Regions from separate parts of the Homo sapiens genome. Here region 1 is linked to region 2. A link is an interaction called in ENCODE POLR2A ChIA-PET data of the cell type or tissue named here. Cell type or tissue: PC-9. All regions are shown on one strand. Links, peaks and the distances in the headings refer to the core of each region. The heading gives the core; the rest is flanking DNA. Region 1 holds the start of KXD1 (KxDL motif containing 1). Region 2 overlaps CRLF1 (cytokine receptor like factor 1).

What was found. Peaks named below come from ENCODE experiments on the same cell type or tissue, not always from the same donor. Only the 100,000 strongest peaks of a DNase experiment are listed, where the experiment ranks them.
Region 1: POLR2A ChIA-PET joins it to region 2 with 5 read pairs; 13 of 35 experiments call an interaction of 5 or more read pairs at or near these places.

The regions. Positions count from the first base shown.
Region 1 is chr19:18,551,551-18,558,454 of GRCh38, forward strand. It overlaps KXD1 (KxDL motif containing 1), which reads left to right and starts at 6,320. Exons shown (of 5, transcript NM_024069.4): 1 at 6,320-6,364. RefSeq lists enhancers at 5,347-6,138, 6,139-6,904 and a silencer at 6,419-6,578. In PC-9, for the core only: no CTCF peak of the experiment used is centred there; no DNase peak of the experiment used is centred there.
Region 2 is chr19:18,600,728-18,603,227 of GRCh38, forward strand. All of the region lies in intron 1 of CRLF1 (cytokine receptor like factor 1), which reads right to left. Among named protein-coding and RNA genes, the nearest start is that of CRLF1, 4.8 kb to the right of the region's middle. In PC-9, for the core only: no CTCF peak of the experiment used is centred there; a DNase peak (open chromatin) is centred at 1,314.

The DNA of each region.
Region 1 (6,904 bases), core at 374-2,873, 49 kb before region 2:
ACTGCAGCCTGGAACTTCTGGGATCAAGTAATTCTTCCACTTCAGCCTCCCAAGCACCTGGGACTACAGATGTGCACCACCACGCCCAGTTAATTTTTAAAATTTTTTTTAGAAACAAGGTCTCAATGTTTCCCAGGCTGGCCTCAAACTCTTGGGCTGAATGGATCCTCCAGCCTCTGCCTCCCAGTCACTGACTTTCCCATGAATGACGGCAGCAGAACCTGGGAGCGATATTATCAACAGTTTACTGAGGGCTTACTGTGTACCAAGTCTTGTTGTAAGGATTTTGCCTACGTGATTTCATAGAGTTAAGCCGCTTGCCCAGGGCCATTCAGCTAGGATTTAAAACTCAGATATGTGTAATTCCAGGGCTCTGAAACAGTCTTCATGTGCCCAAGAACTTGTGTGTTTATCTTCCAAGCTCTCAACAACCTTCAGAGATAGATGTTGTGATTACACAGACTCGCAATTAACAGAGACTCAGAGAAGTTACAAATATAATTTATAACATACACACCGTATAGAATCTCAATAGCTAACAGTAATTACTTGTAAACATTAATTTTATTTTTTTAAACCTAATGACACACTTCTGAAAAGCAAACATGTATGGAGCAATTACTATTCACCTTGTTTTGTTCATACATTTAACTTGGATTATCTCACTTTAAAAAAGGCATCCTAGTGGCCGGGAGTGGTGGCTCACGCCTGTAATCCCGCACTTTGGGAGGCTGAGGCCGGCAGATCACCTGAGGTTGGGAGTTCGAGACCAGCCTAGCCAACAAGGAGAAACCCCATCTCTACTAAAAATACAAAATTAGTAGGGTGTGGTGGCACATGCCTATAATCCCAGCTACTCGGGAGGCTGAGGCAGGAGAATCCCTTGAACTCAGGGGGCAGAGATTACGGTGAGCTAAGATAACGCCATCATACTCCAGCCTGGGCAACAAGAGCGAAACTCTGTCTCAAAAAAAAAAAAAGAAAAAAAAAAAGGCATCCTAGGTAGGGCGCGGTGGCTCATGCTTGTAATCCCAGCACTTTGGGAGGTCGAGGTAGGCGGATCACCTGAGGTCGGGAGTTTGAGACCAGCCTGACCAAATGGAGAAACCCCATCTCTACTAAAAATACAAAATTAGCCGGATGTGGTGGCGCATGCCTGTAATCCCAGCTACTCGAGAGGCTGAGGGAGGAGAATCGCTTGAACCTGGGAGGCAGAGGTTCCAATGAGCCGTGATCCTGCCATTGCACTCCAGCATGGGCAACAAGAGTGAAACTCCACCTCAAAAAAAAAAAAAAAAAAAGCATCCTTGGCCGGGCGCGGTGGCTCACTCCTGTAATCCTAGCACTTTGGGAGGCCGAGGCAGGCAGATCATGATGTCAGGACTTTGAGACTAGCCTGGGCAACATAGTGAAACCCCGTCTCTACTAAAAATACAAAAAATTAGCCGGGCATGGTGGTGGGCGCCTATAATCCCAGCTACTCAGGAGGCTGAGGCAGGAGAATTGCTTGAACCTGGGAGGCAGGGTTGCAGTGAGCCGAGATGGCGCCATTGCACTCCAGCCCAGGCAACAACAGCGAGACTCTGTCTCAAAAAAAGAAAAGGCATCCTCATCTCCGTATGAATTCATGGTTTGTATTTATTTTTTATTTTTTGAGACAGGGTCTTGCTCTGTTGCCTGACTGGAGTGCAGAGGTGCAATCACGGCTCACTGCAGCCTCCACCTTTGGGACTCGGGTGATCTCACCTCGGCCTCCTGAGTAGCTGGGACTACAGGCATGCGCCACCACGCCCAGCTAATGTTTTTGTTTTTGTTTTTGTTGTTGTTTTGAGACAGAGTCTCACTTTGTCACCCAGGCTGGAGTGCAATGGCGCGATCTCAGCTCACTGCAAACTCCGCCTCCTGGGTTCAAGTGATTCTCCTGCCCAGCCTTGTGTGTAGCTGGGATTGCAGGCACGTACCACCATGCCTGGCTAATTTTTGTATTTTTAGTAGAGACGAGGTTTCACCATGTTGGCCAGGCTGGTCTCAAACCCCTGACCTCATGATCCACCTGCCTCGGCCTCCCAAAGTCCTGGGATTACAGGCTTGAGCCACTGCACCTGGCCACTGAGCCACCGCGCCTGGCCACTTGTTTTGTTTTTTGAGACAGAGTCTCACTCTATCACCCAGCTGGAGTGCAACGGCACGATCTCGGCTCACCGCAACCTCAGCCACCTGGGTTCAAGCGATTCTCTTGCCTCAGCCTTCCAAGTAGTTGGGATAACAGGCATGCGCCACCTCGCCCAGCTAATTTTTGTGTTTTTAGTAGAGACAGGGTTTCGTCATGTTGGCCAGGCTGGTCTCAAACTCCTGACCCCAGGTGATCTGCCCCCCTCAGCCTCCCAAAATGCTAGGATTACAGGAGTGCACCTGGCCATGTTTGTATTTTTTGTAGAGACAGACTTTTGCCATGTTGCCCAGGCTGGTCTCAAACTCCTGAGTTCAACTGATCTGCCCGCCTCGGCCTCCCAAAGTGCTAGGATTACAGGCATGAACCACTGCACCCAGCTTCATGATTTGTATTTATTTGGAGAATGGGTCTCTGTCACCCAGGCTGGAGTGCAGTGGCTTGATCACAGCTCACTGCAGCCTCAAACTCCTGGGTTTAAGTGATCCTCCCACCTCATCCTTCTGAGTAGCTGAGATTACAGGTTTGTGCCACCACGCCTGGCTTATTGTTTAGCTGTGCCTGCTGACGGGTACCTCTAGAAGCAGTGACACCCCAGCAGCAATGAGCACACACAGCACCCAGATCTTAGTTTAATTTTTTTTTTTTGAAGACAGAGTCTCACTCTGTCCCGCAGGCCGGAGTGCAGTGGCGCAATCTCAGCTCATTGCAACCTCTGCCTCCCTGGTTCAAGCCATTCTCCTGCCTCAGCCTCCCTAGTAACTGGGATTACAGGCACACGCTGCCACACCCGGCTAACTTTTTGTGTTTTAGTAGAGACAGGGTTTCACTGTGTTGCCCAGGCTGGTCACGAACTCCTGAGCTCAGGCAATCTGCCTGCCTTGGCTTCCCAAAGTGTTAGGATTACAGGCATGAGCCACCGTGCCCGGCCTTTTTTTTTTTTTTTTTTTTTTGAGATGGAGTCTTGCTCTGTTGCCCAGGCTGGAGTGCAGTGGCGTGTTCTTGGCTCACTGCAACCTCTGTCTCCTGGGTTCAAGCAATTCTCCTGCCTCAGGCTCCCGAGTAGCTAGGACTACAGGTGTGCACCACAATGCCCAGCTAATTGTGTGTGTGTGGTGTGTGTGTGTGTGTGTGTGTGTGTTTTAGTAGGGACGGGGTTTCACCATGCTGGCCAGGCTGGTCTCAAACTCCTTACCTCAGGTAATCTGCCCGCCTCGGCCTCCCAGAATGCCGGGATTACAGGCATGAGCCACAGCACCCGGCTAATTTCTTTCTTTCTTTCCCTTCTTTCCCTCCCTCCCTCCCTTCCTTTCTTTCCTTCTTTCTTTTTTTTTTTTTTTTTTGAGATGGAGTTTCGCTCTTGTTGCCCAGGCTGGAGTGCAGTGGTGTGATCTCGGATCACTGCAACCTCTGTCTCCCAGGTTCAAACGATTCTCCTGCCTCAGCCTCCCAAGTAGCTAGGATTACAGGGATGTGCCACCATGCCTGGCTAATTTTGTATTTTTAGTAAAGACAGGGTTACTCCATGTTGGTCAGGCTGGTCTCGAACTCCCGACCTCAGGTGATCTGCCCACCTCAGCCTCCCAAAGTGCTGGGATTACAGGAGTGAGCCACTACACCCGGCCTCTTTCTTTTTTGTTTTGAGACAGAGTTTCGCTCTTGTTGCCCAGGCTGGAGTGCAGTGGGTGATCTCAGCTCACTGCAACCTCTGCCTCCCAGTTCCAAGTGATTCTCCAGTGTCTCGAGTAACTGGGATTACAGGTGCCCACCACCATGCCTGGCTAATTTTTTTGTGTTTTTAATAGAGATGGGGGGGTTTCATCATGTTGGCCCAGGTGGTCTCGAACTCCTGACTTCCTGATCTGCCCACCTCAGCTTCCCACAGTGCTGGGATTACAGGCGTGAATCACTGAGCCCCGACTGATCTTGGTTTCTAAATCCTACTCTTGAAGCAAAGGAACCAGGTTCCTTGGAGAAATGGCTGATTCCAGGGATTTTACACAGCATTGGATCATGTTGTGGAGCCCAAGATAAATAATGCTCAGAGAATGGTGGCGACATATTAAAAGGACACAGGAGCTTATTTATTATTTATTTATTTATTTATTGAGACGGAGTCTTGCTCTGTCGCCCAGGCTGGAGTGCAGTGGCTCGATCTCTGCTCACTGCAAGCTTCGCCTCCCGGGTTTGCACCATTCTCCTGCCTCAGCCTCCCGAGTAGCTAGGACCACAGGCACCTGCCACCACGCCTGGCTAATTTTTTGTATTTTTAGTAGAGATAGGGTTTCACCATGTTAGCCAGGATGGTCTCAATCTCCTGACCTCATGATCCGCCCGCCTCGGCCTCCCAAAGTGCTGGGATTACAGGCGTGAGCCACTGCACCCAGCCAGGAGCTAATTTAAAGGGGCAGGAAAGGAAATAATTATAATTATAATGATGTGGATTTATTAATCCACATCAGTTTATAGCGATTTTTGTTGTTGTTGTTGTTGTTGCTTTTTGAGACAAAGTCTCATTCTGTCACCCAGGCTGGAGTGCAGTGGCACAATCTCGGCTCACTGCAATCTCCGCCTCCCAGGTTCAAGAGATTCTCATGCCTCATCCTCCTGAGTAGCTATGATTATAGCACCTGCCACCACGCCAGGCTAATTTTTTTTTTTTTTTTTTGGATTTTTAGTAGAGACGGGGTTTCACCATGTTGGCCAGTCTGGTCTCAAACTCCCGACCTCAGGTGATCCACACGCCTGGCATCCCAAAGTGCTGGGGTTACAGGCGTGAGCCACTGCGCCGGGCCTGTTTGTTTTTTGAGACTGGGTCTCACTCTGTTGCCCAGGCTGGAGTGGGGTCTTCGTTCACTGCAACTTCTGCCTCCTGGCCTCAAACGATACTCCTACCTCAGCCTCTTGAGAAACTGGGACCACAGGCTCGGGCCACAGGCCCGTTTTTTTTTTTTTTTCCAATTGTAGCTGTGAGGCATTTTATTACAAAAACTTGGTACTCGTATACACAAACTAACATGAACTTAAAATACATTTTCTTCATTTTTTAGCTTGACCTTCTTTTTTTTTTTTGAGACGTGGTCTTGCTCTATCGCCCAAGCTGGAGTGCAGTGGTGCGATCTTGGCTTACTGCAGCCTCTGCCTCCTGGGTTCAAGCGATTCTCCTGCCTCAGCCTCCTGAGTAGCTGGGATTACAGGCTCCCGCCACCACTCCCGACTAATTTTTTTTATTTTTAGTAGAGACAAGGTTTCACCATGTTGGTCAGGCTGGTCTCGAACTCCTGATCTCGTGATCCGCCCGCCTCGGCCTCCCAAAGTGCTCGGATTACAATGACAGGATGTGAGCCACCGCGCCCAGCCTGTAAACCCTTTTGAAAAAATTCCCCAGCGCATTACTCCAAAACAACGTGGAAGTGTAAATGGAAACCAGGGCTGGGCGCGGTGGCTCATGCCTGTAATCCCAGCACTTTGGGAGGCCGAGGCGGGCAGATCACCTGAGGTCGGGAGATCGGGACCCGCCTGACCAACATGGAGAAACCCTGTCTCTACTAAAAACACAAAACTTGCCGGGCATGGTGGCACATGCCTGTAATTCCAGCTACTCCGGAAGGCTGAGGCAGATGAATCGCTTGAACCTGGGAAGCGGAGGTTGCGGTGAGCCGAGATCACGCCATTGTACTCCAGCCTGGGCAACAAGAGCGAAACTCTGTCTCAAAAAAAAAAAAAAAAAAAAAAAAAGGAAACTTGGACCAAAAAAATCAGCAAAAGTGGAGCAGGGATGTCTGAACACAGATGAGTCTAATTCCCTGCTTGGAAAGCAGGACACCTGAGTGTGGTTTGGCCTCTGACCACTGTAGCATTTACGACCTTGGGGAGGGTTACCACTCTGGGACCTCAGTCACACTATCTACAAAATGGGACACTTCTCTCAGCCTTCCTTCTTCCGGGCCGCTTTCAAGCCTGGGCTTCTGGAAATACGCAGGCGCGAGATGAATTGTTTGATTGGCTATTCATTGTGATGCACCCACGAGCTGAAGCTCCGTCTAAGCCCCGCCCTTTCCTGTCGTGACTTAACGCACGCAAGCGGCTCCAGGGTACGTCCCCGCCACGCGCGCTCGCAGGATCGGTGCGTGGTGACGTTTCGCCGGCGCGGGCGCCATCCCGGAAGCGCGAGCAAGGCCGCCAGATGTGCAGGTGCCGCCGCTACCGACGCCGGGGCCGAGTTTGGGGTGGGGCTGGGGACTCCAGGGCCGCGGGGAACCGGTCCGGGTCGGGCGCGGCCCCCGGGCTGCGGTGGGGTGGGGTGCGCCACTGGCCACATCTGGTCATTCCTGCTGCGCACAGGCCTCAGTTTCCCCGTCTGCTCAATGGATACGCAGGCGGCGCTACGGGCTGGATCTGGATCCGGATCAGGGGCATAGGAATTGGGGCCTCCTGTGTTCTGGGTGTGTCGTGTAACCTGGAGCTGGGCGTTGCCCGGTTTGTGCCTCAGTTTCCCTGTATTGTAGGGGACGGGGCGTGAGGGGATATTTGAGCCCCTCCCCACTTGGGGTTTTTCAGAGCTTGGATGGCTGAGTTAAATTCTGTTAAATAACCTGGATATAGAACCGTGGTGCTTCTCTGCCTCTCCCTGTGAGTTTCGGCAACGGAGCCCGCCCCTGTGAGCCTCAGTTTCACTCGGAGATGATTGTGTCTGCCTCGTAACGGTGATTGAGGATGAAATGAAGTGCTCTA
Region 2 (2,500 bases), core at 1-2,500:
TGACCTCGTGATCCACCTCCCTCGGCCTCTCAAAGTGCTGGGATTACAGGAGTGAGCCAATACACCCAGGCATGCTTTGCTTTTTATTTTTTTAGCGACAGGGTCTCACTCTGTTGGCCAGGCTGGAGTGCAGTGGCACGATCATAGCTCACTGCAGCCTCGATCTCCTGGGTTCAAGTGATCCTCCCTCATCTCAGCTCCCAAGTAGCTGGGACTACAGGTGTGCACCACCACACCTGGCTGATTTTTAAATATTTTTTTAGAGATGAGGTCTCGCTAGTTTGCTCAGGCCGGTCTTGAACTCCTGGCCTCAAGCGATCCTCCCACCTTGGCCTCCCAAAGTCCTGGGATCACAGGCATGAGCTTCGGTGCCTAGCCTTCTTTATTTTTCATTCTCATTTTGTTTTTCTTTTTTGGCAACTAGAAACAAAAGATTGTGGGTTCTTCCTGTGATGCTCCCAGAGCCTCACACATAGTAGGTGTTTCTGTGGGGGAAGGGCACTGCTTAAAATGAAAGCCCTGACCCTTACTTGAATCATTAAGAGCACCATGTTTTTTTTTTTTTTGAGACGGAGTTTTGCTCTTGTTGCCCAGGCTGGAGTGCAATGGCACGATCTCGGCTCACCGCAATCTCCGCCTCCCAGGTTCAAGTGATTCTCCTGCGTCAGCCTCCCGAGTAGCTGGGATTACAGGCACACATCACCGTGCCCGGCTAATTTTTGTATTTTTAGTAGAGATGTGGTTTCACCGTGCTGGTCAGGCTGGTTTCGAACTCCTGACCTTGTGATCCGCCTGCCTCAGCCTCCCAAAGTGCTGGGATTACAGGGGTGAACCACCGCGCCCAGCCTGTATTTTTAGTAGAGTCCAAGAATCGCCATGTTGGCCAGGCTGGTCTCGAACTCCTGACATCAAGTGATCCACTCGCCTCAGCCTCCCGAAGTGCTGGGATGACAGGCGTGAGTCATTGCGCCTGGCCTAACAGCACCATTTATTGAGCACTTGTTGTGTTCTGAATACTGGGCTAAGACTACCTACATTTTCTCGGCCAATCCTGCTTATATGTTAAAGATGAAAAAACTCCGGCTCTGAAAGATGGAGTTTCCTTGCTGGAATGAGGGAAGGCCATACTAGTTAGGCCCAGATTTTCTGGTCTCCAAAGTTCTGTTCCACACTGCCTACCTCTGGAACTAAAGGCAGCCCTGGCAAACTGCACGTCCCCAACTCCCATCCAAAGGGACTTGACATCATCGCTGTTTCCCTCCACTCAGTTTTCCTCATCTGCAAAGTGAGAACGAGAAAGCTCTTTGTCTCCTGGGGTATTGTGAAAGTCAGAGGGGAAAGGACTTCCTGAACCAGGTTGTGTGTGAGTCAGGTACTAGGCACAGGAAACTTGGGGACGCCCATGGGTGGTTGATGCCTCTCTCTCCTGCTGGCCATCAGGGCAGCCCAGGAGTTCCCCTTCTGGAGACCAGAACCTTGTCCATAGGGAAACCAAGGCCCAGAGGAGGAGGGGGTGCACAGGCCAACCTCCCAATGCCTCTCTGAGTCTCAGTTTCCCCATCTGGAAAGTGGACATCATGGCGTCAATGTCATGGGGTTGGCTGGGTGCGGTGGCTCATGCCTGTAATCCCAGCACTTTGAGAGGCTGAGGTGGGAGGATCACGTGAGGTCAAGAGTTTGAGACAGCCTGGGCAACATGGTGAAACCCTGTCTCTACCAAAAATACAAAAATTAGCCAGGTGGGGAGGGGGTGGTGGCCCCATGCCTGTGGTCTTAGCTACTTGGGAGGCTGAGGCAGGAGGATCGCTGGAGCCCGGGAAGTTGAGGCTGCAGTGAGCCATGACTGCACCACTGCACTCCAGCCTGGGTGACAGTGAGACCCTGTCTCAAAAAAGAAATAAAAAATTTAGATTTAAATTTATAAAAACCAACAAAACAAACCTCATGAGGTTGTTTGAGAGGAGTGAAAATATTGTTGGAGACAATATTTTCCCATGAGATCTTTAAACCAAGTTGACCTGGACTCGAATGCCCCCAGCCTGACTCAGTGTTCTACTTTTTTTTTTTTTTGAGACAGAGTCTCACTCTGTCACCCAGGCTGGAGTGCAGTGGCACAATCTCGGCTCACCATAACCTCCACACCCAGCTAATTTTTGTATTTTTAGGAGAGACGGAGTTTCGCCATGTTGGCCAGGCTGGTCTCGAACTCTTGACCTCCAGTGATCCACCCGCCTTGGCCTCCCAAAGTGCTGGGATGACAGGCGTGAGCCACTGCACCCGGCCTCAGTGTTTTACTTCTTTGAGCCTCTGGAAAGGGGCTTCTCGTTCCACACAGAGTGGTTGTAAAGACTCATCCACGCCTTTGTTCGTTCACGCGTTCATCTATTCATTCACAGGGTACCTATAGTGTGTCCGGATCTGTGGGCACTGGGGTGATGCCCAAGACACACAAAAGTCCTGCCCTTGTGGGCATCAAATCCAAGGAAGCAGCAGGAAAAAG